Linked DNA regions of Homo sapiens: region 2 is linked to region 1. A link is a loop called in an ENCODE intact Hi-C map of the cell type or tissue named here. Cell type or tissue: ascending aorta. All regions are shown on one strand. Links, peaks and the distances in the headings refer to the core of each region. The heading gives the core; the rest is flanking DNA.

Region 1 (14,726 bases), core at 3,905-11,904:
CCTCAAGTGATCCACCCGCCTTGGCTTCCCAAAGTGCTGGGATTACAGGTGTGAGCCACCACACCCGGCCCTGTATTAACTTTTGATAGATATTCAACCTACAAATAGGAAAGTATATCTAGTATAAAGGTACAGCTCAAAAATTGTCCCAAACCAAACACATTTATGATTTGTGTAATCAGGTCCCTGAACTCATCAAGAAAAATAATATTTCTGCTTCCCCCACCACCCACAAAGTCACCCTGATCCTCCCCCTTGGTCTCTAACTTTCCCATGGTTAAGCACTGGCCCGATTTCTGTCTTCATAAATTAGTACAGGGCACAGTGGCTGACATCTGTAACCCCAGCACTTTCGGAGGCTGAAGCAGAAGGATCACTTGAGGCCAGGAGTTAAAGATCCGCCTGGGCAACACAGTGAGACCCAAAACGTGAACATATGTTTATCTCAAACATAAATAACAAAGTAAATTAATCAATCAGTACTGCCCACTGTGAACTACATTACACTAAATCCCATAATGACAGGCTTTTTGTCCTCAACGTAAAGCTTGTAAGATTCATCTGTGTTGTTAAATGTTTTTGTAGGTTGAATATCAGCAAATTTTTTCTTGTAAAAGGCCGTATCGTAAATATTTTAGGCTTTGTGGACCAGGCAGTCCCCATTGCAGCTACTCACCTCTGTCCCTGTAGTCAATAGGCAGCCACAGACAATATGTAAGTGAGTGGGTGTGGGTGTGTATACCAATAAAACTTTATTTATAAAAATAAGTGATGGGCTGTGTGTTAGTCAGGGTTCTCAAACAGAACCAATGGGGAGTGTTTGTGTGTGTGAGAGACAGAGAGACAGAGAGAGAGTGATTTTAAGGAATTGTGGAGTGCAGTGGCTCACGCCTATAATCCCAGCACTTTGGGAGGCTGGGGCAGGAGGATCTCTTGAGCCCAAGAGTTTGAGACCACCCTGGGCAGCATGGTATCCTCATCTCTAAAAACAAACAAACAAACAAATTAATAAATAAATAAAATACATTTGCCAGGTGTGGTGGTACACACCTGTAGTCCCAGCTAGTTGGGAAGCTGAGGCAGAGTTGAACCCAGGAACTCAAGGCTGCAGTGAGCTGTGATCACACCACTGCACTCAAGCCTGGGTGACAGCACAAGATCCCGTCTAAAAAAAAAAAAAGAAAGAAAAGAAAAGAAAAAGAAAAAAAATTGATTTGCTTGATATGGGGGCTAGCCAGTCTAAAATTTATAGAACAGGGCAGCAGGCTAGACATTCAGGTAAGAGTCAATGTTGCAGGCCGGGCGCGGTGGCCCACGCCTGTAATCCCAGCACTTTGGGAGGCCAAGGCGGGCAGATCACGAGGTCAGGAGTTCAAGACCAGCCTGGTCAACATGGCGAAACCCTGTCTCTACTAAAAATACAAAAATTAACCGGGCAGCCAAGGCACAAGAATTGTTTGAAACCCAGGAGGCAGAGGTTGCAGTGAGCCGAGATTGCACCACTGAACTCCACCTTGGGCAACAGAATGAGTCCCCGTCTCCAAAAAAAAAAGAAAACCAAAAACAAAAACAAAAAAAAAAACAGAAATAGAGTCAGTGTTGCAGTGTTGGGTCCAAAAACTGTAGGGCAGTCCCCACAGTCTGGAAACGAGGACTTTTTTTTTTTCTTTTTTTTTTTTTATGGAGTCTCGCTGTGTTACCCAGCCTGGAGTGCAGTGGCGCGATCTCTGCTCACTGCAAGCTCCACCTCCCGGGTTCAAGCGATTCTCCAGCTTAGCCTCCCGAGTAGCTGGGACTACAGGCACACGCCGCCACGCCCGGCTAATTTTTTTGTATTTCAGGAAAGACGGGGTTTCACTGTGTTGCCCAGGCTGGTCTCGAACTCCTGAGCTCAGGCAATCATCTGCCTCGGCTTCCCAAAGTGCTGGGATTACAGGCATGAGCCACCGTGCCTGAAGAAATGAGGATTTTTATGTCCCAGTCTTGAGGCAGAATTCCTTCTTCTCTGGGAAAACCCGAATTTTGCTCTTACATCCTTCAACTGATTGGACGAGGCCCACTCACATTACAGAGGGTCGTTTCCTTCACTTAAAGGCAGCTGACTCTAGACATTCAGCACATCTGCAGAATACCTTCAGAGCAAAACATGCAGATGCCTGTTGGAGCAAACAACCGGGCAGCATGGTCTCGCCCCATGGCCCCATGCAATCAAACATCACAGTCTGGATTTGATCCGGGGCCATGGTTTGACAGCTCCAGTGTTGTTCACGTGTTCCTGGGCTTAGGATGGGACCATGTCCTGATAAACTCTTCATAAGTTAAAAATATCATAAGTCGGCCGGGTGCGGTGGCTCATGCCTGTAATCTCAGCACTCTGGGAGGCTTAGACGGGTGGATCACCTGAGCTCAGGAGTTCGAGACCATCCCAATCAACATGGTGAAACCCTGCCTCTACTAAAATACAAAAAATTAGCCGGGCGTGGTGGTGTGTGCCTATAGTCCCAGCTACTCAGGAGGCTGAAGTGGGAGAATCACTTGAACCTGGGAGGCAGAGGTTACAGTGAGCCGAGATTGTGCCACTGCACTCCAGCCCAGGTGACAGAGCGAGACTCCATCTCAAAAAAATAAAATCATAACTCAAAAATGCATTTAAGCTGGGTGCAGTGGCTCATACCTATATTCCCAGCATTTTGGGAAGCTGAGGTGGGAGGATCACTTGAGGCCAGGAGTTCAAGAGCAACCTGAATAACATCATAAAACCCCATCTTGGCCGGGCACAGTGGCTCATGTCTGTAATTGCAGCACTTTGGGAGGCCAAGGCAGGTGAATCACCTGAGGTCAGGAGTTTGAGACCAGCCTGGCCAACATGATGAAACCCCGACTCTACTAAAAATACAAAAATTAGCCAGGTGTGGTGGTGCACACCTGTTATCCTGGCTACTCAGGAGGCTGAAGCAGGAGAATCACTTGAACCCCAGAGGCAGAAGCTGCAGTGAGCCAGGATCACCCTGCTGCACTCCAGCCTGGGCAACTGAGTGAGACTCTATCTTTAAAAAAAAGAAAAAGAAAAAAACGTATGTTGGAATCATCTGTCTTCGTTTCCTGGGCCTTCCTTAACAAAGTAGCACAGCTTGAGTGGCTCAAACAACAGAAATGTATTTCCTGACGGTTCTGGGGGCTGGAAGTTCAAATTCAAGGTGTTGGCAGGGTTGATTCCTCCTGAGGGCTGGCAGGGAGAGTCTGTCCCACCCTTCTCTGTCCTTGACCTGTAAGATGACGCCTTCATGTACACGTGACGGTGTCCCTAAGTGCATGTCTGTGTCCAAATTTTCCCCCTTTTTATAAGGACACCAATCAGTTTGGATTAGGATCTGGACTAATGGCCTCATTTTTTTTCTTTTTTTTTTAGACGGGGTCTCGCTCTGTCACCCAGGCTGGAGTGCAGTGGCGTGATCTCGGCTCACTACAAGCTCTGCCTCCCGGGTTCACACCATTCTCCTGCCTCAGCCTCCCGAGTAGCTGGGACTACAGGCGCCCGCCTCCATGCCCGGCTAATTTTTTGTATTTTTAGTAGAGACGGGGTTTCACCGTGTTAGCCAGGATGGTCTCGATCTCCTGACCTCGTGATCCACCCGCCTCGGCCGCCCAAAGTGCTGGGATTACAGGCGTGAGCCATCGTGCCTGGCCTCTAATGGCCTCATTTTATTTTGATTACCTCTGTAAAGACCCTGCATCCTAATAAAGTCACCTTCTGAGGTCCTGGGGTTAGAACTTCAACATATGAATTTGGGGGGCAGCACAATTCAATGCATAATCACCCTGTTGTCCATGTAGGTTTTCTTTTTTTTCATTCCTGTTTCCACCCATTCTAGTGTGGATGTTCATTTCAATTAGTTCCAGTTCTGGGCTCTTACAAATAAAACCGATATGAACATTTCCATGCATGTCTTTCAGTATATACATGTGCCCTTCCTTCCTTCCTTCCCTCCTTCCTTCTTTCCTTCCCGTCCTTCCTTCTTTCCTTCTTTCCTTCCTTGCTTCCTACCTTCTTTCCTTCCTTCCTTCCCTCCTTCTTTCCTTCCTTGCTTCCTTCCTCCTTTCCTTCCTTCCTTCTTTCCTTCCTTCCTTCCCTCCTTCCTTCCTTCCTTTTTTCCTTCCTTGCTTCCTTCCTCCTTTCCTTCCTTCCTTCTTTCCTTCCTTCCTTCCCTCCTTCCTTCCCTTCCTTCCCTCCTTCCTTCCTTTCCTTCCTTCCCTCCCTCCTTCCTTCCCTCCTTCCTTCCTTTCCTTCCTTCCTTCCCTCCTTCCTTCCTTCCCTCCTTCCTTCCTTCCCTCCGTCCCTCCTTCCTTCCTTCCCTCCTTCCTTCCTTCCCTCCCTCCTTCCTTCCCTCCTTCCTTCCCTCCTTCCTTCCCTCCTTCCTTCCTTCCCTCCATCCTTCCTTCCCTACTTCCTTCCTTTCCTTCCTTCCTTCCCTCCTTCCTTCCTTCCCTCCGTCCCTCCTTCCTTCCTTCCCTCCTTCCTTCCTTCCCTCCTTCCTTCCCTTCCTTCCCTCCTTCCTTCCTTCCCTCCGTCCCTCCTTCCTTCCTTCCCTCCTTCCTTCCTTCCCTCCTTCCTTCCCTTCCTTCCCTTCCTTCCTTCCTTTCTTCTTTCCTTCCTTTCCTTCCTTCCTTCTTTCGTTCCTTCCTTCTTTTCTTCCTTCCTTTCCTTCCTTCCTTCCTTCCTTCCATCTGTCCTTTCTTCCTCCCTTCCTCCCTTCTTCCCTCCCTCCCTCCCTCCTTCCTTCCTTCTTTCCTTCCTTTTTTCTTTTTAATCAGATGGAGTCTTGGTCTGTCTCCACCCTGGAGTGCAATGGCACAATCTCAGCTCGCTGCAACCTCCGCCTCCCGGATTTAAGCCATTCTCCTGCCTCAACCTCCCAAGTAGCTGGGACTACAGGCACATGCCCAGCTAATTTTTGTATTTTTAATAGAGATGGTGTTTCACCTTGTTGGCCAGGCTGGTCTGGAACGCTGGACCTCAAGTGATCCTCCCACCTTGGCCTGCCAAAGTGCTGGGATTACAGGTGTGAACCATCATGCCAGCTGGCTTGCTTTCTTTTCTTTCTCTTTCTCTTTCTTTCTTTTTTCTTTTTCTTTCTTTCTCTTTTTTTCTCTCCTTCTCTCCCTTTCTTCCCTCCCTCTCTCCTTCCTTCCTTCCTCCCTTCCTTCCTTCTCTCTCTCTGTCTCTTTCTTCTTTTTGAAATAGGGTCTTGCTCTGTTGTCCAGACTGGGGTACAGTGGCATGACCATGGTTCATTGTAGCCTCAAACCCTGGGGTTCAAGTGATCCTCCCTCCTCAGCCTCCCCTCAGCCTTCCAAGTAGCTGAGACCACAGGCATGTGCCACCATGCCCAGCTAATTTTTTTTCTTTTTTTTGTAGAGTCGGGGTCTCACTCGTTATGTTGCCCGGGCTGCTCTGGGACCCCTGGGCTCAAGGAGTACCCCTCATTGGGCTCAGCCTCCGAAAGTGCTAGGATTATAGGCGTGAGCCACTGTACCCAGCCAAATGTCCCCTTTTCATTAGGACACTGGTTTTTGGACCAGGGTCCCACCCTACTCGGGGATGATGTCATCTTAACTAACTCCTTCTGCAAAGACATTACTTCCAAATAAGGTCACCTTCTGAGGTCCTGGGTGTTAGGACTTCACCATATGAATTTAGGGAGGCGCAGTCCAACTCATAACCACCCTGTTGTCAATGTAGGGGGTTCTTTTTCTTTTTCTTTCTTTTTTTTTTTGTTTTTGAGATGGATTCTCGCTCTGTCGCCCAGGCTGGAGGGCAGTGGCGTGATCTCAGCTCACTGCAACCTCTGCCCACCCGGTTCAAGCAATTCTCCTGCCTCAGCCTCCTGAGTAGCTGGGATTACAGGCGCCCACCACCACGCCCGGCTAATTTTTGTATTTTTAGTAGAGATGGGGTTTCATCATGTTGGCCAGGCTGGTCTCAAACTCCTGACCTTGTGATCCGCCCACCTCGGCCTCCCAAAGTGCTGGTATTACGGGCGTGAACCCAGCCGGGGGGTTATTTTTCATTGCATCCATTCTCGTGTGGATCTTCATTAGGTTGGTTCCAATCTGGGGCTTTTATGAGTAAAGTGACTATGAACATTCCCATGCATATCTTTTGCTATATAGATGTACCCTTCCTTCTTTTTTTTTTTTTTTTTTTTTTTTTTTTGAGACAGGGTCCGATCTGTCACCCAGGCTGGAGTGCAGTGGCTCAATCACAGCTCACTGCAGCCTCAACCCCCCAGGCTCAAGCAATCCTCCCACCCCAGCCTCCAGCCTCCTGAGTAGCTGGGACTACAGACACTTGCCATGCGTGGCCAATTTTTTCTCTTCTCTTCTTTCTCTTCTCTTCTCTTCTTTCTCCTCTCTTCTATTCTTTCTCTTTTCTTTTCTTTTTTTAGACATGGGGTCTCCCTATGTTGCCCCGGCTGGTCTCGAACTCCTGGGCTCAAGTGATCCTCCAGCTTTGGCCTCCCAAAGTGCTGGGGTTACAGGCGTGAGCTACTGCACCCAGCTCAAGCATTGTTAATAGGGATACATATAACATAGGTGAAGTTCCTGCACACAGTGGGACCACAGAGATGCTGTCATCATTTGTGATTGGCTCAGGGAATCAGGCAATGAATTGCCCATTGGAGAAGACAAGGAATAGAACAGAGGGAAGAGAGAGATTAAAGGTTAAAAGCACTGGGCGCTGTGGCTTACATCTGTAATCCCAGCACTTTGGGATGCCAAGGCGGGCAGATCACCTGAGGTCAGGAGTTGAAGACCAGCCTGGCTAATATGGTGAAACCCTGTCTATACTAAAAATACAACAATTAGCCAGGCGTGGTGGTGCGTACCTGTAGTCCCAGCTACTCAGGAGTCTGAGGCAGGACAATCGCTTGAACCCAGGAGGTGGAGGCTGCAGTGAGCCAAGATTGTACCACTGCACTCCAGCCTGGGTGACAGAATGAGACTCTATCTAAAAAAAAAAAAAAAAAAAAAAAAAAAAAAAGGCTGGAGGGAGTTGTGTGTTGCCTGGCAGGTCCACGGGGGACAGAGATCCCTCCTACCCACCTGTTTCCCCCCAGTTCTGTGCCAGTGGGGTCAGCGGGGAGATCAGGAGAAGGAGCTGCTGGTGGGTTCAGTTGCTTTCGAGGTGCTGGGGACAGGTGGCTGCAGGGAGAGTGAGTGAACTGTGGGGTGGACCAATACAAGGGCCACCCTGTGGGGTAGTTTGGGGGGCTATCTGGGTTCAGGGAACCTCCACAGCCCCGTCCCTGCCTCCCAGAGCAGCAGGTACCTGCCTGGGGACAGCAGGCAGCCAGGCTGGGAGCTGGGGGGTTGGGGAATCTAGCTACTCTCTCATCCAGTCCCAGCTACTGCTGCTGGCCAAGGCTGTGACCTTTCTCCCAGATCCTGGAGCTGAGTAACAGTTACTGGAAAAATAAGTTGGCCATCTGGGGGTGGCCACAGCCCCATCCTCTTGGGTCCCCAGCCTGGCTGCTAGAAGTGAGGGTACCAGGGCTGGGCTGTCTGTCCCATACAACAGTACCATAGCCACCGGTGTGACCAGACCAGGTACCTCCTCCCCGTCACACTCTATCCCCACCATGCCACACTTCCCCCACTGCAGGGGCCTGAAATGACAGCCCCACTCCCATACCCGGACACCAAGGAAGGCGTGATGGGTGGGTGGAGAAAGAGTCCCGGGCATCCCTGGCAGCCCTGAATGTTTCCTCTGGCCCCAGTCTCAGAGACGCCCATGCCTGGGAAGAGCAAGTCAGCAACTTGGCCCAGAAGGAGACTTTGACAGCGAGGAGGGCTGCATTTGAATTTCAGCTCTGTCACTTTTTTTGCAGGTGACTGAGCAGGTCACTCCTTTTCTCTGGGCCTCAGTTTCCCCCTCTGGAAAAATGGGAATAATGAAGCACCCTCCTGGCCGGTTTCGCAATGCTCAAATGCAATATGGTTGTGCTGAGTGCAAAGCGTGGTCCTGAGAGGGCACTCAATACACATGAACGATTCAGCCCTAAGTTCTCGAAATATGTTCAAGGTACCCGCTGCGGGTCTAGCTCTGTCCTAGACACAGGAGATCCAGCAGCAAACAAAAGTGACACTGACACCTGTCCTTCTCGAGGGTTTGGGACTCCAGGGAGAGACACAAACCGTGAATTAAAATGTTAACGTTCAAGAAGGATGAATGCTATAAAGAGAAATGAAACTATCGTTAGATCTTATTATTGTTGTGACTGTTACTGTTGATACCCAATTGATCGTGATTATAGCCCTGATTCCAGCTTCCACAGTTATTGGAGGTATGCAATTATTTAGCACCAACTGTGTACCAGGCTCCAAATACCTATAGCCCCACAAAATCATTTCCCAGAAGAGAAACCAAGGTCTCAGGTCTGTCCAAGATTGTGAGCTGGTTGTGCAGGGCAGGCCTGGGAGTGGATCTGCCAGATGGCACGATTCCCGGACCTGCCCCCACCTCCCAGGGGGAGCTGGCATCCTCCCAGCTGGACCTGGCCCCCCCTTGGAGCTTCCCCAACCTGGGGATACAGAAGGGCCCCCACGGGGAGGGAGGCAGCCAGGGCAGGCAGTGGCACAGAGCAAGGAGGGAGCAGGGCGTCTGCCACCCGCCCCCACGGCTGCCTGGGAAACGCCACGGCCTAATCCTGGCTCAAGAGGACACGTTGTACCAGAGATTATATAAACCGACCTCTCCCTTTGTTTGTTTAATTCTTTCAGGCTTTTTCCCTCATCCTTCTCTCTTTAATCGCTCTGCCAACAGGGCTGGGGGTGGGGTGCTCCGGGCTAGGCCTCTTCCAGGAGGGAGGGGGCTGCATACCCAGCACCCCCCACTCTGGTCATACCCCTACCTGGTTTCCCAGCCACCCAGGCCCGCTCCTCCCCCAGTCACACACACCAAGTCCTGCCGGTGGCAGGGGTGTGGGGCTGGACAGGCTTGGCCAGTGGAGTGAGTCTGAGAGGCCAAGGCCAAGGGCACTGAGTCAGGCTCGGACTCTGCTGGGCCCCTAGGATGTGGCCTCTCCACTTGGCACTCAGCTTCCTCTTCCAAAAAAATGGGATCCCTGTGGTCCCAACCCCCAGGTTGTTGAGAACACGCCCATGCAAGGAGTGAGCATGGCCCATGGTGGATGCCGGGTGAGAGCCGCTGCCTGCTCCCAGCCCACACTACAGACACCCAGGGAACAGTTTCGCCCTCAGACTGGCCCTGGAGCACCGTGACTGTGGTGGCCAATTGGGCCTCCGAGATGTCCACGATGCCTGGTGGGTGCTCTGATGTGGAACACTGGGCACCATCACCCAGAGAGGGCAACCAGGGGTGTCTGGCTTTGTGCTCACCCACCGCTGACCCCGAGCCTGGCCCTGGCCCTCACCAAGACCCAGTATTTCCATCTGTGTCCTGGGGAGGCCAACACGAACCTCCCCACCATCAGGGCAGTCCACCCACAGAGGGGCCTGGGTTCCCATCCTGACCCCCTCCTTTACCACCTCTGCCACCCTGTGCTGCTTGGTTGCTCTGTGCCTCAGTTTCTCCATCTGTAAAGTGGGGATCATCATAGCAGTCAGACCCCCCAAGAGGATTAATCGTGTTAATCCTTATAATGCATTTATTCTTAATTTATATTACTTTTTTTTTGTAGAGATGGGCTTTTCCCATATTGCCCAAGCTGGTCTGGAACTCCTGGGCTCACGTGATCCACCTGCCTCGGCCTCCCAAAGTGCTGTGATTACAGGCATGAGCCACCACATCTAGCTATGCATTTTAGAACGGGCCCTCACGTATATTAACATGAAAGTATCTGCTAACTAAAAGAAAATAACAGCAACAGAAATAAGTAAAGAAATGGCCAGTTGCAGTGGCTCACGCCTGTAATCCCAGCACTTTGGGAGGCCGAGGCAGGTGGATCACCTAAGGTCAGGAGTTCGAGACCAGCCTGACCACTATGGTGAAACCCCGTCTCTACTAAAAATACAAAAATTAGCTGGGTGTGGTGGCGTGCACCTGTAGTCCCAGCTACTCGGGAGGCTGAGACAGGAGAATTGCTTGAACCCGGGAGGCAGAGGTTGCAGTGAGCTGACATCGCACCACTGCACTCCAGCCTGGGCGACAAAGTGAGACTCAGTCTCAAAAAAAAAAAAAAAATTAAAATTAAAAAAAAAAGTAAAGAAAGAATCCAGGCCCATTGCACACATGGGAAACTGAAGTTGATGTTCCCAAAGCAAGTCAGAGGCAGGGCTGGGAGCTGAGAAATCAGCTGGGAACCTCTCACCCTACACCTCCCTGGAGCCCAGTGGAGGGAGGCTGGGGGCAGGGGACAGAGAACTGAGGTCATGGTGCCAGGTCCCAAGGGGCCCAGGCTCACGTTCCTGCCTGATGGCTGCAAGCTCCCAAACATCCCACTCTGAGCCTCTCCTTCCCTTCTCTGTACGACAAGCCCCAGGGTGGCACAGGGTGGGCGGGGTGTTGGGGTGCCCGGCCACTCCCAGCCCTTTACATAACCTGCGGCACAGCAGGAAATCAAAGTGCCAACAACTGCCTCCTCAGTAACCGACTTCCTGTCGTTACCCACCCACCTTGGGCACCAGCTGCCTGCTCCCTACCTCCAGTGGCAGAGGGGTCCCATCCCTGACCCCAGGGTTTCCTCCCCAAGGAAGGGCCCCCGTACCCTAGGCTGCTCCATCATGCGACCCTGAGCCAGTGTCCAGCCAGCTCTGGCCTCAGTTCCTCCATCCAGATGTGTCCCTGGGCTGCCAGGACCGTCACCCTGCTCCTTTCGGCCACTGGCTGGGAGACTGCATACTGGCTGCCCCAGACCTGAGGCTGGAGGTCAGAGGGCAAAGGGCAAAGGCCAAGGAATTCCCTTTTTTTTTTTTTTTCTGTGACAGAGTCTCGCTCTGTTGTCCAGGCTGGAGTGCAGTGGCACTATCTTGGCTCACTGCAACCTCAGCTCCCAGGTTCAAGCAATTCTCCTGCCTCAGCCTCCCTAGTAGCTGGGATTACAGGCATGTGCCACCATCCCTGGCTAATTTTTTTTTTTTTTTTTTTGTATTTTTAGTAGAGACGGGGTTTCACCATGTTGGCCAGGCTGGTCTTGAACTCCCGACCTCAACTGATTTACCTACCTTGGCCTCCCAAAGTCTTAGGATTACAGGTGTGAGCCACCACACCTGGCTGGAATTCCTTTTTTTAATTTATTTATTTTATTAATTTATTTATTTATTTATTTTGAGACAGAGTATCACTCTGTTGCCCAGGCTGGAGTGCAGTGGCGTGATCTCGGCTCATTGCAACCTCTGTCCCCCAGGTTCAAGCGATTCTCCTGCCCCAGCCTCCCGAGTAACTGAGATTGCAAGTGCACGCCACCATGCCCGGCTAACTTTTGTATTTTTAGTAGAGACGGGGTTTCACCATGTTGGCCAGGCTGGTCTCGAACTCCTGGCCTCAGGTGATCCACCCACCTTGGCCTCCCAAAGTGCTGGGATTACAGGCATGAGCCACCGCACCGGCCCAGAATTTCCTTTTTAGAGCGAGAGAAGCAGGAGTTGCCTCTCCCATTGAGGGAGGGAGACTCTGGTTCTTCAGGGCTTTTCAAAGCTGTGGGTAGGCGGTAGAGGGCGCCCCCCACCCAGTGGTGCAAAGAGGAGACCCCAGCCCTGCTCTGGAAGGGAGTGAGGGATTGGGGGGAAGGTCTCTGGGGCAAACAGCACTTAGTGACAGCCACAGTCATATGACTGTCCGCATTTTACAGATAGGGAAACTGAGGCATGAAGCAAGGCCGCCATCTGCCCAAGGTCCCGTGGTCTGTAAGTGGTAGAGCCAAGATTTGAACCTCTGAAGACAGGGGTGTTGGTGGAGGTGTCAGGGAATGGGACCTCCGTGGGCTCTGTGGGGCTGGAAATCACAATATCTCTGCATAGACATGGGTGACGTTCCCTTCCGTGCCGTGACCCCTGCCAGGCATGTTAGCGGGTTCCTCTTAGACAGATGGAGAAACTGAGGCCCAGAAAACAGAAGCAGCTTGGGCAAGTTCATTCATGGGATATGGTGAGAGAGGCTCGGCCAGGGAAATACCCTCAGCTGGGAGGACTCCAGGACCTGCAGGCAGCATCGCCACCCTTCATATCGCCCACCTTGTGAGGTCCTAGTACCCCAGGCCTCAGTTTCTCCATCTGTGAAGGGATAGATGCCAGCAGTCTGTGACTGCGACCTCGGAGGCTGGCTCCCTGGGGCTCCGCCTGGCTGGGCATGAGGGCCTGGAGTGTGTGGGCAGGCTCTGGAGAGCCAGGTGATGCCTGTGCCTACACCCACGGTGCCAGCCCTATGGGACAGAGGGGCTGGGGTTGACTCTTCTGCCACGCTCTGTGCTCTCCTTTCCCTACTGCGCAGGGCCAAGCTTGGTTCCACGTCTTCATCCAAAGCTGCACAGCACGTGAGCGGGAAAAGCAGGGCCAGCTCAGCCAGCTCCAAAGCCCAGCTCTTTCCACGGTGTCCGGAAGGTTTCAGAGAACTCAGGACACTAGCTCCCTGGCCTGGAGCCCCAGGGCCCATGGGCAAAAGACTGCATTTTCCTGAGCCTCAGTTTCCCCGTCTACCCCACAAGGGCCATCATCCACCTGCTCATTGCTCTGTGTCTTTTTTTTTTTTGAGAGGGAGTCTCACTCTGTCGCCCAGGCTGGAGTGAAATGGCGTGATCTTGGCTCACTGCAAGCTCCGCCTCCCGGGTTCATGCCATTCTCCTGCCTCAGCCTCCCAGGTAGCTGGGATTATAGGCGCCCGCCACCACGCCCGGATAATTTTTGTATTTTTAGTACAGACAGGGTTTTGCCATGTTGGCCAGGCTGGTCTCAAACTCTTCACCTCAGGTGATCTGCCCGCCTCGGCCTCCCAAAGTGCTTCACTTTTTTTTTTTTTTTTAAGATGGAGTCTCGCTCTGTCGCCCAAGCTGGAGTGCGGTGGCGCGATCTCGGCTCACTGCAAGCTCCACCTCCTGGGTTCAAGCAATTCTCTGCCTCAGCCTCCCGAGTAGCTGGGACTACAGGCGCCCGCCACCACGCCCAGCTAATTTTTTGTATTTTTAGTAGAGACGGGGTTTCACCGTCTTAGCCAGGATGGTCTCGATCTCCTGACCTCGTGATCCACCCACCTCGGCCTCCCAAAGTGCTGGGATTATAGGCGTGAGCCACCGCGCCCGGCCCCAAAGTGCTTCACTTTGAAGAACAAGTAATGTGTCCAGTGAGGGAGAAACACTGGGTAGATGTCCTGCTCCATGGATCGCCAAACACAGGAAGTGCTACCAGCTGTCTATCCCTCATCCCTGTTGCTGCTGGGCTTCTCCTCCCCAACCGTGTGGAAGATTGGGAGGGAGGGTTCTAGGGCTGAGCCCAAACAGACCCTGAACCACATCCTGAGCAAGCCTCACCTCTTGGGAGGGCTGCAGGAGGGGTTGGGGCCTTGACTCAGCAGAAACACAAGCAGCGGCCTCCACGCTTGGGATCTGAGTCCCACCATGTTGCCCTGCACGGCCTGGGTGCGACCGTGAGGGGACCTAGGAGCCTAAGTGTTGCATGTGGCCATGGATCCCTGGGACAGACCCCTTCCTCTCTCAGCCTCAGTTTTCCCATCTGTAAAATGGGACAGGCCAGGCGCGGTGGCTCACGTCTGTCATCTCAGCACTTTTGGAGGCCGAGGCGGGTGGATCACCTGAGGTCAGGAGTTCGAGACCAGCCTGGCCAAAGTGGCGAAATCCCGTCTCTACTAAAAATACAAAAATGAGCCAGGCGTGGTGGTGCATGCCTGTAATCCCAGCTACTCGGGAGGCTGAGGCAGGAGAATCGGTTGAACCTGGGAGGCAGAGATTGCAGTGAGCCGAGATTGCACCACTGTACTCCAGCCTGGGCGACAGAGCGAGACTCCATCTCAAAAAAAAAAAAGAATAACACTGGCTTTGGGAGCTGTGTGCGAAGAGGTGACAATGACAATCAATCCCAGGCGAGCCATGGGGGGCTGAACCAAGGAGGCTCCCCCTGCATCCAACCCAGACGCATTGATCACGCGCCTACCATGCCCTCTTGTCGAACCCAGGGCAGCCTGGAGAGGTGGGTACAGGGGTCACCAGGCAGAGGACAGAGAGCCCAGGGGCAGGACAGAGACACTGAAGCAGAGGGAGCCTGAGTTGGCCTCGGACTCAATGTGTGACCGTGAGCTGGTGCCTCAGTTTACATATCTGTAAAATGGGGTGAGAAGTGGCTATGTCAGGAGTCATAAGATGGGACTCATCTGTAAAAGTACCTGGCACATGGTACATGCACAATAAACCTGTCATTGTCCTCATCTGCCAACACTGTAACGAGGATATTTATTTATTTATTATTTATTTATTTATTTTCGAGACAAGAGTCTCACTCTGTTGCCCAGGCTGGAGTGCAGTGGCGCAATCTTGGCTCACTGCAATCTCTGCCTCCCGGGTTCAAGCCATTTTCCTGCCTCAGCCTCCCAAGTAGCTGGTACTACAGGCGCATGCCACCGCGCCCAGCTAATTTTTGTATTTTTAGTAGAGACGGGGTTTCACCATGTTGGCCAGGCTGGTTTCGAACTCCTGACATCAGGTGATCCACCTGCCTCAGCTTCCCAAAGTGCTAGGATTACTGGCATGGCCACCACACCC
Region 2 (14,726 bases), core at 4,560-12,559, 68 kb after region 1:
CGAGGTCAGGAGTTCGAGACCAGCCTGGCCAACGTGGTGAAACCCCATCTCTACTAAAAATACAAAAATCAGCCAGGTGTGGTGGTGCACACCTGTAATCCCAGCTACTGGGGAGGCTGAGGCAGGAGAATCACTTCAATCCGGGAGGCAGAGGCTGCAGTCAGCAGAGATCGCACCACTGTACTCCAGCCTGGGCAACAGAGTGAGAATCTAACTCTTTTGCCCAGACTGGAGTTCAGTGGTGCAATCACAGCTCACTGCAGCCTTCAACTCCCAGGTTCAAGTGATCCTCCCACCTTAGCCTCCTAAGTCGCTGGGGCTGGGATTACAGGCGCATACCACCATGGTTGATTTTTTTTTTTTTTTTTTAGTAGAGATGAGGTCTCACTATGTTGCCCAGGCTGGAGTGCTGTGGTGGACTCATAGCTCACTGCAGCCTCAATCTCTCAGGCTCAAGGGATCCTCCTGCTTCAGCCTCCCAGGTAGCTGGCAGTATAGGCGTGCACCACTACGCCTGGCTGATTTTTTATTTTTATTTATTTATTTATTTACTTTTTGAGACGGAGTCTTGCTTTGTCACCCAGGCTGGAGTGCAGTGGCGCAATCTTGGCTCACTGCAACCTCCACCTCCCGGGTTCAAGCGATTCTCCTGCCTCAGCCTCCCGAGTACCTGGGATTACAGGCGCGTGCCACCACACCGGCTAATTTTTGTATTTTTAGTAGAGATGGGATTTCTCCATGTTGGCCAGGCTGGTCTTGAACTCCTGACCTCGGGTCCCAAAGTGCTGGGATGACAGGCATGAACTACCATGCCCGGCCTTATTTTTATTTTTCGTAGACAGGAGGTCTCACTATGTGGCCCATGCTGGGATTTCAGGCTCTTTGAGCTTTCTTCCATATTGGTTAGGGCTGGAGCAGGACTCCACTGTGGCGGGAGGTATTTGGGCGCAAGGAGAGCAGTTGTGAGGACTGGTGGTGACCCCCAGTTACTGTCTGTTGTGCTTTGGATGCTGGGCACGGGAAGCCTGGCTGTAAGTGTGTGTTTCCGGGCCGGGCGCGGCGGCTCACGCCTATAATCCCAGCACTTTGGGAGGCTGAGGTATGCGGATCACGAGGTGAGGAGATCCAGACCATCCTGGCTAACGTGGTGAAACCCCGTCTCTACTAAAAATATGAAAATATTAGCCAGGCGTGGTGGTGGGCGCCTGTAGTCCCAGCTACTCGGGAGGCTGAGAGAGGAGAATGGTGTGGACCTGGGAGGCGGAGCTTGCAGTGAGCTGAGATCGTGCCACTGCACTCCAGCCGGGGCAACAGAGTGAGACTCCGTCTCAAAAAAAAAAAAAAAAAAAAGTGTGTGTTTCCAAGAGGCTGTTATGGGGCCTCGGGCACACCCTCACTGGGTCTGGATCCCAGCCTGTCTACCACCAGGCGTCCCTTCTGGTGAACAGAGCTATGTGAGAACTTCCAACAGGGACACCACGGCCGCTCGTAGCCCAGAGCTTGCAGAGCTTTGTTCAAAGGCAATGGCCCAGGGCCGAGCACGGCGGCTCACACCTGTAATCCCAGCACTTGCAGAGGCCAAGGTGGGTGGATCACCTGAGATCAGGAGTTCGAGACCAGTCTGGCCAACATGGCAAAACCCTATCTCTACTAAACCTACAAAAATTAGCTGGGTGTGGTGGCACATGCTTGTAGTCTCAGCTACTCGGGAGGCTGAGGCAGGAGAATCGCTTGAACCCAGGAGGCAGAGGTTGCGGTGAGCTGAGATCGCGCCATTGCACTCCAGCCTGGTGACAGAGTGAGACTCCATCTCAAACAAACAAACAAACAAAAAAGCAGTGGCCATCATGATCGGTTGTGTCATCTAGTGGGAGGCAGGGGTGTGTCTGCATGCGTGTCTGGGGTGCATTGTGGGGGGATTGCAGGCGTATTGAGGGCTTACCAAGTGCCTGGCTCATCTGAGCCCTCAGGAAACCACATTGTTGGCAGCTACCTCACCGTCTCACAACCACCCGCTGAGGTTGGAATGATCATTAACAGCATTTAACAGATGGGGAAACTGAGGCCTAGAGAGGCAAAGTCACTGGCCTAAGGTCACATAGCTAAGGAGCACAGTCAGGATTTAAATCCAAGCCTGGGAGATCCCAGGACCCACAGTGGGCACCACATAAAGGGGCTGTTTGGGGTATGGCAGGGACTGCCCTGGAACGTTCCGGATCCTGCCTTTGGGCCTACAGGGCTTTGGTGCCGGTGAGCAGGCCGCAGGTTCAGCTGGCTCAAGGAGCAGCTTCAGGGCTGCAGCCAGGCTGGGGGCTGGGCAGGTCTCAAACCCCTGGACCTGGGGAATCAGGGAGGTGTGAGCTGCATCTGAGGTCGGGTGTCTCTGTGACTCTGTCTCTGTCTCTCTACCTCTGATTCTCCCCAGGCTGCCTTGTCTCAGTCCCTGTCTATTCCCACCCCACCTCGCTCTCTCTCCCGGCCTTGCGAGTCTCCTCCCAGCCCCCCATCCCACCCAGTGGGCTGCCCGGAGGTGGCGGCAACGGGGCAGCTGAATGGGCCTCTTGTTCCTGGCCACACCCGCCCCTTGGGGTCACCCTGGGACATGCCCAGGCAGCGTGGCTACCTTAAAGGGCCAGTGCTCAGAAAGAATGTGAGCGGGGGAGGCTGCGTCCACTCCCAAATCCCACACCCTCCCCAAGGTGGACCACTCATGTGTCTGACGGGGGTGGGGAGCTGTGTACCTACACACCCTCGTGGCTTGGGGGAGGCCTGTCTGGAGCAGGAGATGTGATAGGGTTTGGGTTTGACCTTGGATAAATCCCTTCATCTCTCTGTGCCTCAGTTTCCCCATCTAGATCAGGGGGCTCCTTGGTGCCACCCCTGTGGGTTGCTGGGCAGATGGCATATTATCCAGGATTTTGCACACAGTTGACACTCTTCCGGCGCCCACTGTGCATTGATAGAGCACCTGCTGTTTCAGCCCAGCATTCATCCGCCGTGCAGACTTGGCAATTCCTTCTTCACCTTGCTCCGTGCCTCAGTTTCCCCAAATGCAGAATGAGGCGATGGCTGTCTTAGCTTCACAGAGAGCTACGCAAGGATTGAGTCGGTTCGTGGAATTAGAGGGTATTAGGGAGAAGGGCCTGAAACACTGCCAAGTGTCACCTCCACTGGCGCACTTATTGAGCGCCAGCTGCATACCAGGCCTTGCTGAGGAAGCCTCACTGCAGAGGTTGCAGTGAGCTGAGAGGCAAAGGCCACCCAGCCTGGATCTCACTCTGGTGTCATCGCCTCCTCCCTCTGCTCAGGGTTGTGCAGCTTCAGGCTGCTCCCCTGCCCTCTCTGGGCCTCAGTTTCACCTTCAGAGCAACGGGAACAGCCCCATCCTTTCACACACTGGAAACCATCACCTTCTTCTGCCTGGGAGGGGGTTGTGCTGTCTCTGGGAATCCCAGGCATCCCCCAGGCAGGAGTCAACCCAGAGGCCCTCGGACCCGGGCTGTACCCTGTGACAGCTCCGGGTGGCTACGACGCTCCCGTGCTCCAGGCCAGCCCCACAGACAGCCCGGGACAGGTTGCTGCCGGATGGACAAGCCTGTGCCTCGCTGCCTTATGTAACCAGTTTATGCAAGGGCAGCCGGCCCGCTTACATAAGGGGAGGCCGGGCCAGCGCCCAGCTGGGGAGGGGGAGGCTCTTAAAGGGACCGGCGTCCCCCGCGGCTCCCTCCACGGGCACTGGTGCGAATTCATAGGCGAGCTGCGGACTCCGCCCTCAGCAAGGCCGCCATTAATGTCGTTATGATTATTTTTGTGGATGTTGTTTATCATCACTATATTCTTTCCCCAGGGCGGGGGTTCAGCTGAGCGGAGGACCACGCCCAGTGCTTGGGCAGAGGCTTGGGCTGTGACGCTGGCTCTGGGTGTCACCTGGTTAAGTCCCTGTCTCTGAGCCTCAGCCTCCCCTTCTGCACAGTGGGGCAATGCAGGAAGACGTGAGGTCCTGGAGGGTCCTGGCCCTGCTGCCTGTTCACTGTGTGGCCTCAGGCAGGTGGCATCCCCTCTCTGGGCCTCAGTTTCCCCATCTATAAAATAGCGCCTGCTCTGTGGGGTTGCTGAGGGAGAGTCAATAAGACATATTAAGAGTTTACATGCCCGCCAGGCATGGTGGCTCACACCTGTAATCCCAGCGCTTTGAGAGGCTGAGACGGGAGGATCACTTGAGGCCAGGAGTTCAAGACCAGCCTGGGCAACATAGTGAGATGCCCATCTCTACAAAAAATAAAACTTAGCCAGGCATGGTGATGTGTGCCTGTAGCCCCAGCCACTCGAGAGGTCGCGGCAGGAGGATTGCTCAAGTCTGGGAGGTTGAGGCTGCAGTGAGCTGTGATTGGGCCACTGCACTCCAGCCTGGGTGACAGAGCAACACCCTGTCTCAAAAAATAAAAATAGGCCAGGCATGGTGGCTCATGCCTATAATCCCAGCACTTTGGGAAGCCGAGGAAGACAGATCACTTGAGATCAAGAGTTCCAGACCAGCCTGGCCAACAAGGGGAAACCCCGTCTCTACTAAAAATACAAAAATTAGCTGGGCGTGTGGTGGGAGCCTGTAATCCCAGCTACTGGGGAGGCTGAGGCAGAAGAATCACTTGAACCTGGGAGGCGGAGATTGTAGTGAGCCGAGATCGTGCCACTGCACTCTAGCCTGGGTGACAGAGCAAGACTCCATCTCAAAAAATAAATAAGTAAATAAAAATAAAAATAGGCTGGGCACAGTGACTCACACCTCTAATCCCAGCCCTTTGGGAGGCTGAGGCGGGAGGATCGCTTGAGCCCAGGAGTTTGAGACCAGCCTGGGCAACATAGCAAATCTCTGTCTCAAAAATTTTTGAAAACAAAAGAGTTTAGGACAGCACGGAGCACAGACACTGTCAGCACTCATCCAGTGGAACCACTTTGCAGCCAATAAATATTTAGTAAGCTCCTACTGTATGCCAGGCACTGCTCCAGGCGCTGGGATACTGCAGTGAACAGGACAGATAAAAATTCGGCCCTGGCCAGGCACGGTGGCTCACACCTGTAATCCCAGCACTTTGGGAGGCTGAGGTGGGCGGATCATGAGGTCAGGAGATCGAGACCATCCTGGCTAACATGGTGAAACCCCGTCTCTACTAAAAATACAAAAAAAATTAGCCAGGCGTGATGGCAGGTGCCTGTTGTCCCAGATCCTCAGGAGGCTGAGGCAGGAGAATGGTGTGAACCTGGGAGGCGGAGCTTGCAGTGAGCCGAGATCACGCCACTGCACTCCAGCCTGGGTGACAGAGTGAGACTCTGTCTCAGAAAAAAAAAAATTCTGCCCTCGTGGAACTCACAGTTTGGTTCAGGCGATGGGCAAAGAACAAGAAATAAATGTCAGTTTAGGCTTAGTGCGGTGGCTCACGCCTGTCATCCCAGCACTGTGGGGGGCCGAGGCGGGCAGATCACCTGAGGTCAGGAGTTCAAGACCAGCCTGGCCAACATGGTGAAACCCCGTTCCTACTAAAAATACAAAACATTAGCCAGGCATAGCGGTATGCGCCTGTAATCCAGCCACTGGCAGGGGCTGAGGCAGGAGAATCGCTTGAACCCGGAAGGCGGAGGTTGCAGTGAGCCGAGATTGTACCACTACACTCCAGCTGGGGCCACAGAGCGAGACTCCGTCTCAAAAAATAATAATAATAAAAATAAAAAGAAATAAATGTCAGTTTAGCGATAAGGACTATCAAGAAAAATAAAGAAGGCCAAAGGAAAAGAGGCTGATGGGCTGTGCTGGGGAGGTCCCTGAAAGGCTGTCTGAGGACCTGACATTTGAGCTGAGACCTGAGAAGTGAGGAGGAACCAGTTATATGAAGAACTGGGGGAAGGCGTTCCAGGCAGAGGGCACAGCCCGTGCAAAGGCCCTGCGGCAGGACACACCTGGCACTTTGGAGGAACAGTGAGGAGGCCTGTGTGGCTGCAGCAGAGTGAGGAGAGGAAGAGAAGGAGGAGGGGAGGGCAGTTTGTGCAAGGCCTGGTGGGCAGTAGGAAGGACTTGGGCTTTGACCCCAAGGCAGGTGGGAGCCATAGAGGGCTATGGGCAGAGGAGGGACCAGCCCTGACTCAGGTGCTCACAGGCACCCTCTGCCTGCTGCAGGGAGGACAGACTGTGGGGGGTGAGGGCAGGAGCTGGGGACCAGGGCAGAGTGGACCGCCCTGGTGCAAGCAGGCGGTAGCAGGGACAGAGGCAGAGGAGGGGGCAGAATCCAGGTCAACTCCGACGGTGTGAGGATTCAGTTGCTCACCTGGGTCGTTTATACCTTATCTGAGGCTGGCCCTTGCTCTCCTTGCCCCGTCTCCTGCCTGCAAGCCGCACCTGCCTGGGCACATGCAGGGAAGGGAGCGGCGCAGCACTGGGCACGCCTGGGAGCTCTCCTGCAATCAGGACTTTGTTAGCGGGCAAGCTGGGATATGGGTCCTGGTGCCCGGGAGGCCCGTGGGGCTCTGGGCTCCTGCCAGGGTCCCAGCCCTAACCCAGGTACGCCACCCACATGGCAGGGTTATTCTCTTTTTTTTTCTCTTTTTTTAGACAGAGTCTCGCTCTGTCACCCAGGCTGGAGTGCAGTGGTGCGATCTCAGCTCACTACAACCTCTGCCTCACAGGTTTAAGAGATTCTCCTGCCTCAGCCTCCTGAGTAGCTGGGACTACAAGTGTGCACCACCTCACCCAGCTAATTTTTGTGTTTTTAGTAGAGACGGAGTTGCACCATGTTGGCCAGGCTGGTCTCAAACTCCTGAACTCAATTGATCCAACCGCCTCGACCTCCCAAAGTTCTAGGATTACAGGTGTGAACCACCGTACCCAGCCTATTCTCATTTATTTTCTTTCTTATTTTTTTTTCTTTTTTTTGAGACGAAGTCTCACTCTGTCACCCAGGCTGAAGTGCAGTGGCACGATCTCAGCTGACTGCAACCTCCGCCTCCAGGGTTCAAGCAATTCTCCTGCCTCAGCCTCCCAAGTAGCTGGGACTACAGGCATGTGCCACTATAGCCAGCTAATTTTTGTATTTTTAGTAGAGATGGGGCTTTGTCATGTTGACGACCAGGCAAGTCTCGAATGCCTGACCTCAGGTGATCCACCCAGCCTCAGCCTCCCACAGTGCTGGGATTACAGGCTGGAGCCACTGCGCCCAGACGGTCCTTCCTTTTCATGCCTCCTCCTTCCACTCCCCCATGTACCATGTCTCCTTGTCTCTCTTTTTCTCTCTGCTCATCCCTCCCTCTCAACTTTCTTTCTACAAATATTTATTGAGCACCTAGTCTGTATCAGGCCTTATTCTAGCCACTGAGGGCACAACAGAGATCTAGACAGACAAAGCCTCTGCCCTCAAGGAGGTGACATTCCACTGGGGAGATGAGCAAACACCCGTGCAGTCACTAAGCAACTAAGCAAATCCATAGGCAATCACTAACTTCCTCTGAAGGAAAGAAAACAGAAGGCTGAGATTGAGGGTAGCCAGAGGCTGCTTGAGGTGAAGGGGCTCAGCGTAGACCTCTCTGAGAAGGGAGCATTTGAGCTGAGACCAGGAGAGATCTCAAGAGAGAGCAAGCAGTTAGCTGTTTAGACAGAGGGAACAGAATGTGCAAAGGCCCTGAGGCAGGACTGGGCCAGGTGCATTGGAGGAACAGCGAGGAGGCCCCTGTGGCTGGAGCAGAGTGAGTGAGGGGGAGAGAGGGAAGAGGGGAGGGCAGAAAGCGGACAGGACAGGTTGTGCAGGGCCTGTGGTCCTAGTCCTCCACTTTGACTACTCCCCCAAATCTCTTAATGTTCCTCACATTCCTTTCCCTGACAAGCATTTATTTTGCACCTGCTGTATACCAGATCCTATCAGGAGAATCCCAAATATTCATGCAACAAGTTCATATTGGGTGCCTACTGTGTGCCAGGCTCTGCTGGAATAATCACACTCATTTGGCTGCAGGCATTTATTGAGTGCCAGCTGTGTAAAAGCATTTATCGAGCACCACCTGTGTAGCAGGCTCTGGGGAGAGAGGCCACATGAAAGCTTGGGAAGGAGAAAGTTTCCTTCTACCCCCTTTCAGGTTTGTGCCCTCTGGTTTCCAGCCCCCTCCCACATTCAAGGCAACATTTAAACCTCTGGGTTCAAGTTCCGTTGTCCAACTGCGTGGCCGTGAGATCTGCGGCAAGCCCCTTCCTCTCTCGGATCTTCCGTTTCCCCCTTTGTAAAGCAGAACACTCCACAATCTGATGTGTTTACAACTTGACATCTACTTTTTGCAGCAAGGGAAACTGAGGCACAGAGCAGGGCGGAGATGTGTCTACCTCTCCCTCCCCAAGCAAGACTGGCATGGAGTCTATTCTCCTGACCCCACGCCAAAGCCAGGGCGTTTGGTATTTTGTTTTTTCTTGGAGGCCCAGAGAGGGGCAGGGCTTGCCTGAAGCCACACAGCACCGGGCAGGCCTCGGAATTGCGGAGAGCCCTCCCCTGGGCGCCTGCCCGGGCTCCCGCGCCTTCCTCCTGCCTCCTTTGGCTGGGCCGCCAGCCTTGCCTCCCGTCCTCCGGACTCCCCGCGGGCTGCCCAGTTGGAGACGCGCCCCAAGAAATATCAGAAGGAAGGGGAAGCCGGGAGGGGCCTCCGCCTCCTCCCGCCACCCCCCGCCGCGCCCGGCTGCCCCCACCCGGTGCCCGACATTGGCAGAGAGTGTCCTCGGGCGCTTCCGACTGGCCCTGCCTGCTTCGTGTGGCCACTGATCCCTTCCGGAGCCTCTCCATGGGGACGCCCGTGTGTGCGCTCAGCCAGTGGCACATGTGGCTCCCGGGGCTCCCTTCTCCACCCCCCCAGCCCCTGGCCTGCCCCTTTCCCCCCATCCCTTCCCGAACCTCTCCATGGGGACGCGTGCGTGTGCGTTCAGCCCGTGGGCACATGTGGCTCCCAGGGCTCCCCCCGAGGCCTGCCCTTCTCCCCCCCCCGTCACAGCCGCCGAGTCAGGCCTGCCAGGAAGGTGTTGGGGGTGGGGGTGTGGGGAGGCCTCAGCTTGGCTGCTGGGAAGCCAAGAATTTGCTCCAAATGTAAACAGCGAGTTATTTTCAGTCCACTCCCCCCCACCCCGGGTGGCGTTGACACATTTGACATTGGCGGGACCGGGAGGGGGTGGGGGTGAGGGTGTGCGTGCGGGTATTTTTAACCTTGCTCCTCACATCCCTGGAGTGGCTGGTGCCGAGTGGCAGATAATGGGGAGGGGGCGCGGAGGCGTGGGGAGCCCTGGGTGGCCGTGCGCGGGTGGGCGCTTGGCAAGGCCGCCCTGCTGTTGGCACCACGTGTTTAACCCCTCAGAGGCTGCAGAGGGGCTGGGGGAGGCGGCCCAGGGCCCAGTGGTGCCCCAGAGGCTCCCTTGTCACCTTCTCCTGGTGTCCCCCCACCCCCACCCCACCCAGGAGGGCAGGGCCGGGTGCCCGAGGCCGGTGCCAGCCTGCGCCGCCCAGACCTACAAAATGGCCGCCAAGGCCGGAGAAACATCTGGAACAGGGGAAGGGAGAGGCGAGAAAATGGCCGCCAGAGGGATGATGTCATGGGCGGCGTGGCCTCCCAGAGCGTCCCCAGCACGGGGCGAGTCCCTACGCGCAGGCCTCCGAGCAGGGGCCCTGCGGCCTCCAGGGACCTCCAGACCCGCTGCCCAGGCCGGACACCCACAAAGAGTGACACCGGGGTCCCCAGGGGTCCCCAGAGGCGGGCCCGAGACCTGGGGGAGGGCGAGGCCAGCACTGGGCCTCCAGTCCCAACAGCCCGATGCTGGGGACGGTTCCGGGGCGGTGGTGGCCGCTGACCTGACCCGCAGGACACCGAGGCGTCCACCAGCGCCCGGGAGGGCCCGGAGCCAGGCCATGGAGCCGGCGGGGGCCGGGTGGAAAGAAAAAAGAAACTTTTCTTTGAAAGTGATTCCGAAGCAGGTTGGCTCCGGCCCAGGCGGCCCGGCGGCAGGGGAGAGGGAGATGGAAAGTATGGGCCAGACTTAAGGAACGCAGGAAGGACGAGGCCGGGGAGGCCCGGGATGGAGGCCAGCGTCCTGGAGGTCACCCCGTCCACGCCTCTGCCTCTCGGGCCCCCCCAGGTCACATCCAGATTTTCCTCCCTGTCCCTGGGGCGGGCGGGGAGTGCGGAGAACATCTATGGGCTTGTGTTTTTTCCTCTTTTGATTTGTCCAGACAGGCGATGGACAAGGGCTGGGCAGGGGTTTTAGGTCATCTGCACTGTCAGGATGTGGAGGCTCAGAGAGGGAGAGTGCTTTTAGTGAGGTCACACAGCACTGGCAAAACTGACAGCTGCTTCCCTCCTTAGAGCATCTTGGGGAGGAGGAAGTTCTCTATGGAGGATCAGGGTCCGTACTGGAATTCCTTTCTATTTTTATTTAATTTAATTTATTTATTTATTTATTTATTTTTGAGATGGAGTTTCACTCTTGTTGCCTAGGCTGGAGTGCAATGGCACGATCTCGGCTCACTGCAACCTCCACCTCCTGAGTTCAAGCGATTCTCCTGTCTCAGCCTCTTGAGTAACTGGGATTACAGGTGCCTGCCACTACACCCAGCTAATTTTTTTGTATTTTTAGTAGAGACAGGGGTCTCACCATGTTGGCCAGGCTGGTCTCGAACTCCTGACCTCAGGTGATCTGCCTGCCTTGGCCTCCCAAAGTGCTGGGATTATACGTGTGAGCCACCGCGCCCGGCCCCTTTTTCTTTTTCTTTCTTCCTTTCTTTTTTTGAAACAGAGTCCTCCTGCTCTGTCACCCAGGCTGGAGTGCAGTGACTTGATCATGGCTTACTGTAGCCTCAACCTTCTGGGCTCAAGCAATCCTCTCACTTCAGCCTCCTGAGTAGCTGGGACCACAGGCATGTACCACCATGCCCAGCTAAATTTGGGTTTTGTTTGTTTGTTTGAGACAGAGTCTCACTCTGTTGCCCAGGCTGGAGTGCAATGGCACGATTTTGGCTCACTGCAACCTCCACCTCCCAGGTTCAAGCGATTCTCCTGCCTCAGCCTTCCAAGTAGCTGGGATTACAGGCACCCGCCACGATGCCCTGCTAATTTTTTGTGTTTTTAGTAGAGATGGGGTTTTGCCATGTTGCCCAGGCTGGTCTCGAACTTCTGACCTCAAGTGATCCGCCTGCCTTGGCCTCCCATAGTGCTGGGATTACAGGCATGAGCCACCGTGCCCTGCCTATTTTTTTTTTTTTGTAGAAATAGGGTCTCACTATGTTGCTCAAGCTGGTCTCGAACTTCTGACCTCAAGTGATCCTCTTGCCTTGGCTTCCCAAAGTGTTGGGATTACAGCGTGAGCCACTGTGTCCAGCCAATGTCTGTGTGTTTTTCACTGCTCTGTCCCCAGTACCTAGGACAGGGCATGGTACACAGTAGGCGCTCAAGACGTGTGTTGGATAAAAGCATCACAGTTTTCTCCTGAGGCTGGGGTTGGCACAGATGCTGGCACAGGAAGGGGGCAGAGGCTCAGGAAATGCAAAGTAGGTTGCAACGTAACTGGACACACACGGGAACCCTGTGGTCACATTTTTCAGGAGGGATGTGAGGAGGCGAAAACTCAAACTTCCCTCACTTCAAGTGCAGATTCTGTGCCGGGAGCTGTGGACGATAAACCACATTTGAACAGAAGCCTGAATAAAGCGAGAGAGTGAGCCAGGCAGGCATTTGCAGGGACGGTGTTCCAAGCAGTGTGCACAGCCCGTGCAAAGGCCCTGAGGCAGGACCGTGCCTGGTGCATTGGTGGAACAGCCAGGAGGCCTGTGTGGCTGGAGCAGAGTGAGCGAGGGGGAGAGAGGGACGAGGGGAGGAGGGGAGGGAGGGGGCAGAGGCGGGCTGTGCAGGGCCTTGAGCGCCATGGGGAGATGGGGAGAACTTGGACTTTTAGATATTTGGTTTTCTGTTTTTTGTTTTTTGTTTTTGAGGTGGAGTCTCGCTCTGTCGCCCAGGCTGGAGTGCAGTGGTGCGATCTCGGCTCACTGCAAGCTCTGCCTCCCGGGTTCACGCCATTCTCCTGCCTCAGCCTCCCGAGTAGCTGGGACTACAGGCGCCCGCCACCACGCCCGGCTATAGTTTTGTATTTTTAGTAGAGACGGGGTTTCACTGTGTTAGCCAGGATGGTCTCGATCTCCTGACCTCGTGATCCACCCGCCTCGGCCTCCCAAAGTGCTGGGATTACAGGCGTGAGCCACCGCGCCCGGCCCAATTGTTTGGTTTTGTTTTTGCTTTGTTGTTGTTGTTTTTGAGATGGAGTCTCGCTCTGTCACCCAGGCTGGAGTCACTGGTGCAATCTTGGTTCACCGTGCCCTCTGCCTCCCGGGTTCGAGCAATTCTCCTGCCTCAGCCTCCTGAGCATCTGGGATTACAGGCATGCACCACCACGCCTGGCTAATTTTTGTGTTTTTAGCAGAGACGAGGTTTCCGCCATGTTGGTCAGGCTGAGCTGGAACTCCTGACCTTGTGATCTGCTCGCCTTGGCCTCCCAAAGTGCTGGGATTACAGACGTGAGCCACCGCGCCCGGGTGAACTTTCACATATTTGTAGACCCAGACACAGTCCAGGGTGCTGGGGACTAGAACAAACGTTTGCAGAAAGGGCTGGGGAGGGTGTTCCAGAGAAGGAGATGTCAGAGCTGGGCTGCAAAGTATGGCTGGAGGTTTCCTAGGAGGGAGAGGGGCAGGGAAGACGGCACAGCAGGAGCTCAGAGGACTCAGGCCCAGGTCACTCGTATATTCCATTGCCTTCCAGGACAGAGAAAGTTGAACCTTCGCCGGGTAATGTTTAAAAATGGCCGGTGACACCCAGTAGCTGGGAATTCCAGGGCCTGGCTTTGGTTCTCTCTTTAGCTGGCTGAGGTTGGGAGGCGGACGTGGCAGCCGGCAGAGCCAGCAACATTTGGAAGCCGGCTAACGTTGGAAAATCAACCAGGCGAGCTCACGGTGGCGGCCGATGCTGGAAACCTGGGCTCCGTGAGGTCCAGCAGATGCCCTGCTGGGGCCCAAGTGGACATTCTAGGCCTTCTGACAGCCCGCCGGGTTTTTAAATAAGTGTGATTATGGTTTCAGCAAGTCCTGTCCTTCCTACAGCCAAAAGATCAATTCAATATGGCCACTCCGTGCAATGCTGGGCCACCCCTGCTGGGCCAGGGTGTTGTGTTGAAGCCAAGATTCCCAACACCTGAGAGTCCAGAAGTTTCTTTAAAAATTGCTTTAACTGTGGTGAGACACACATCACACACTTTTTTTTTCTTGAGACAGGGTTTCACTCTGTCACCCAGGCTGGAGTGCAGTGGCACTGTCATAGCTCATCGCAGCCTCAAACTCCCAGGCTCAAGCAATCCTCGCACCTCAGCCTCCTGAGCATCTGGGACCACACATGCAGCACGCACCACCACACCCAGCTAATTTTTATTTTATTTTATTTTATTTTTGAGACGGAGTCTCACTCTGTCGCGCCAACTCGGCTCACTACAACCTCCGCCTCCTGGGTTCAAGCAGTTCTCCTGCCTCAGCCTCCCGAGTAGCTGGGACTATAGGCGACCGCCACCACACCTGGCTAATTTTTGTATTTTTAGTAGAGACAAGGTTTCACCATGTTGACCAGGTTGGTCTCGAACTCCTGACCTTGTGATCCCAAAGTGCTGGGATTATAGGCGTGAGCCACCGCCCCTGGCTGACACCCGGCTAATTTTTAAAAATATTTTGTAGAGATGGGGTCTTGCTATGTGGTCCAGGCTGGTCTCGAACTCCTTGCCTCAAGTGATCCTCCCACTTCAGCCTCCCAAAGTGCTGGAATTACAGGTGTGAGCCACTGTGCCCGGCCCAGAGACTTTTGAAAGTCTAAAATGGATTGTATCATAGCTCACATCACTCCTCTTCCCACTGCAGGATAAAACCCAGGCCTCTCACTGCAACACACAAGGCCCCGAATGGTCCCGCTCCCCTCTCCGTTCGTTCCTCTTTCTCTTGCCCACCACGCTGCAGCCTGGGGTCTGTCTCTGCCTTTCACACATCCAACTTCATTCCTGCCCCGTGGACCTTGCCCTTGTCACCGAACCTTTGTGGAACGCTTTCACCCCAGCTCTCCACATGGCTGGGCTCCTTCTCCCGCTGGAGAGCCACCGTCACATCCTCAGAGAGGTTCTGCCTGAGTCCTCCCTCCAACGCCGCCCCCAAAGCCATTCTGCCTTCCGCCAGTTTCATTGCCTCCGTAGAACCTAGAACCGTGTGAAATGATCTGAGGCTTCCTCCATGCACTGGTTCTGCCCGTCTCCCTCCCCACTTCCTTCTCTGCCATCCCCCCAAGGCCTGGCGAGTAGTAGGTGGTCAGTAAACACCTGTTCCGTGAGTGCCGGGTGTGCGTTGACCTCCCAGTCACCAACGGCGGAAGCTTCAGCCAGCGGACGCAGGGAGTTGTCCCTTGCAAAGGGGGTGGGTGCTCCCGGGCGGGAAGGGTGGGGCCAGAGCCCACGGCGATGCCTTTGTCATGAGCTAGGATGGACTGAATTTGGGCTCACAGCCACGGACAGGAGAGAACAGTGTGTCCGCCCCGTCAGTGCCATCCAGCGTGCGTGGCTGTTGTGCATCATTTGTTTGCTTGAGCAAAGGCTACAGGGTCCAGTGACATTCTTGGCAGTCCATGACACCTCACAGACCTGG

The links. Hi-C counts contacts between places; a loop is a spot of excess contacts. Peaks named below come from ENCODE experiments on the same cell type or tissue, not always from the same donor. Only the 100,000 strongest peaks of a DNase experiment are listed, where the experiment ranks them.
Region 2: a loop joins it to region 1, with 2.9 times the contacts of the local background. A loop is called at or near these places in 15 of 110 quality-filtered maps.

What each region holds. Positions count from the first base shown.
Region 1 is chr19:3,328,195-3,342,920 of GRCh38, forward strand. No RefSeq gene overlaps it. Among named protein-coding and RNA genes, the nearest start is that of NFIC, 31 kb to the right of the region's middle. In ascending aorta, for the core only: CTCF peaks have their summits at 8,434 and 8,643; DNase peaks (open chromatin) are centred at 7,447, 8,637, 9,027 and 10,457; H3K27ac peaks cover 5,462 bases.
Region 2 is chr19:3,395,142-3,409,867 of GRCh38, forward strand. All of the region lies in intron 2 of NFIC (nuclear factor I C), which reads left to right. Among named protein-coding and RNA genes, the nearest start is that of NFIC, 36 kb to the left of the region's middle. In ascending aorta, for the core only: no CTCF peak of the experiment used is centred there; DNase peaks (open chromatin) are centred at 9,150, 9,580 and 10,000; H3K4me3 peaks cover 2,397 bases; H3K27ac peaks cover 7,920 bases.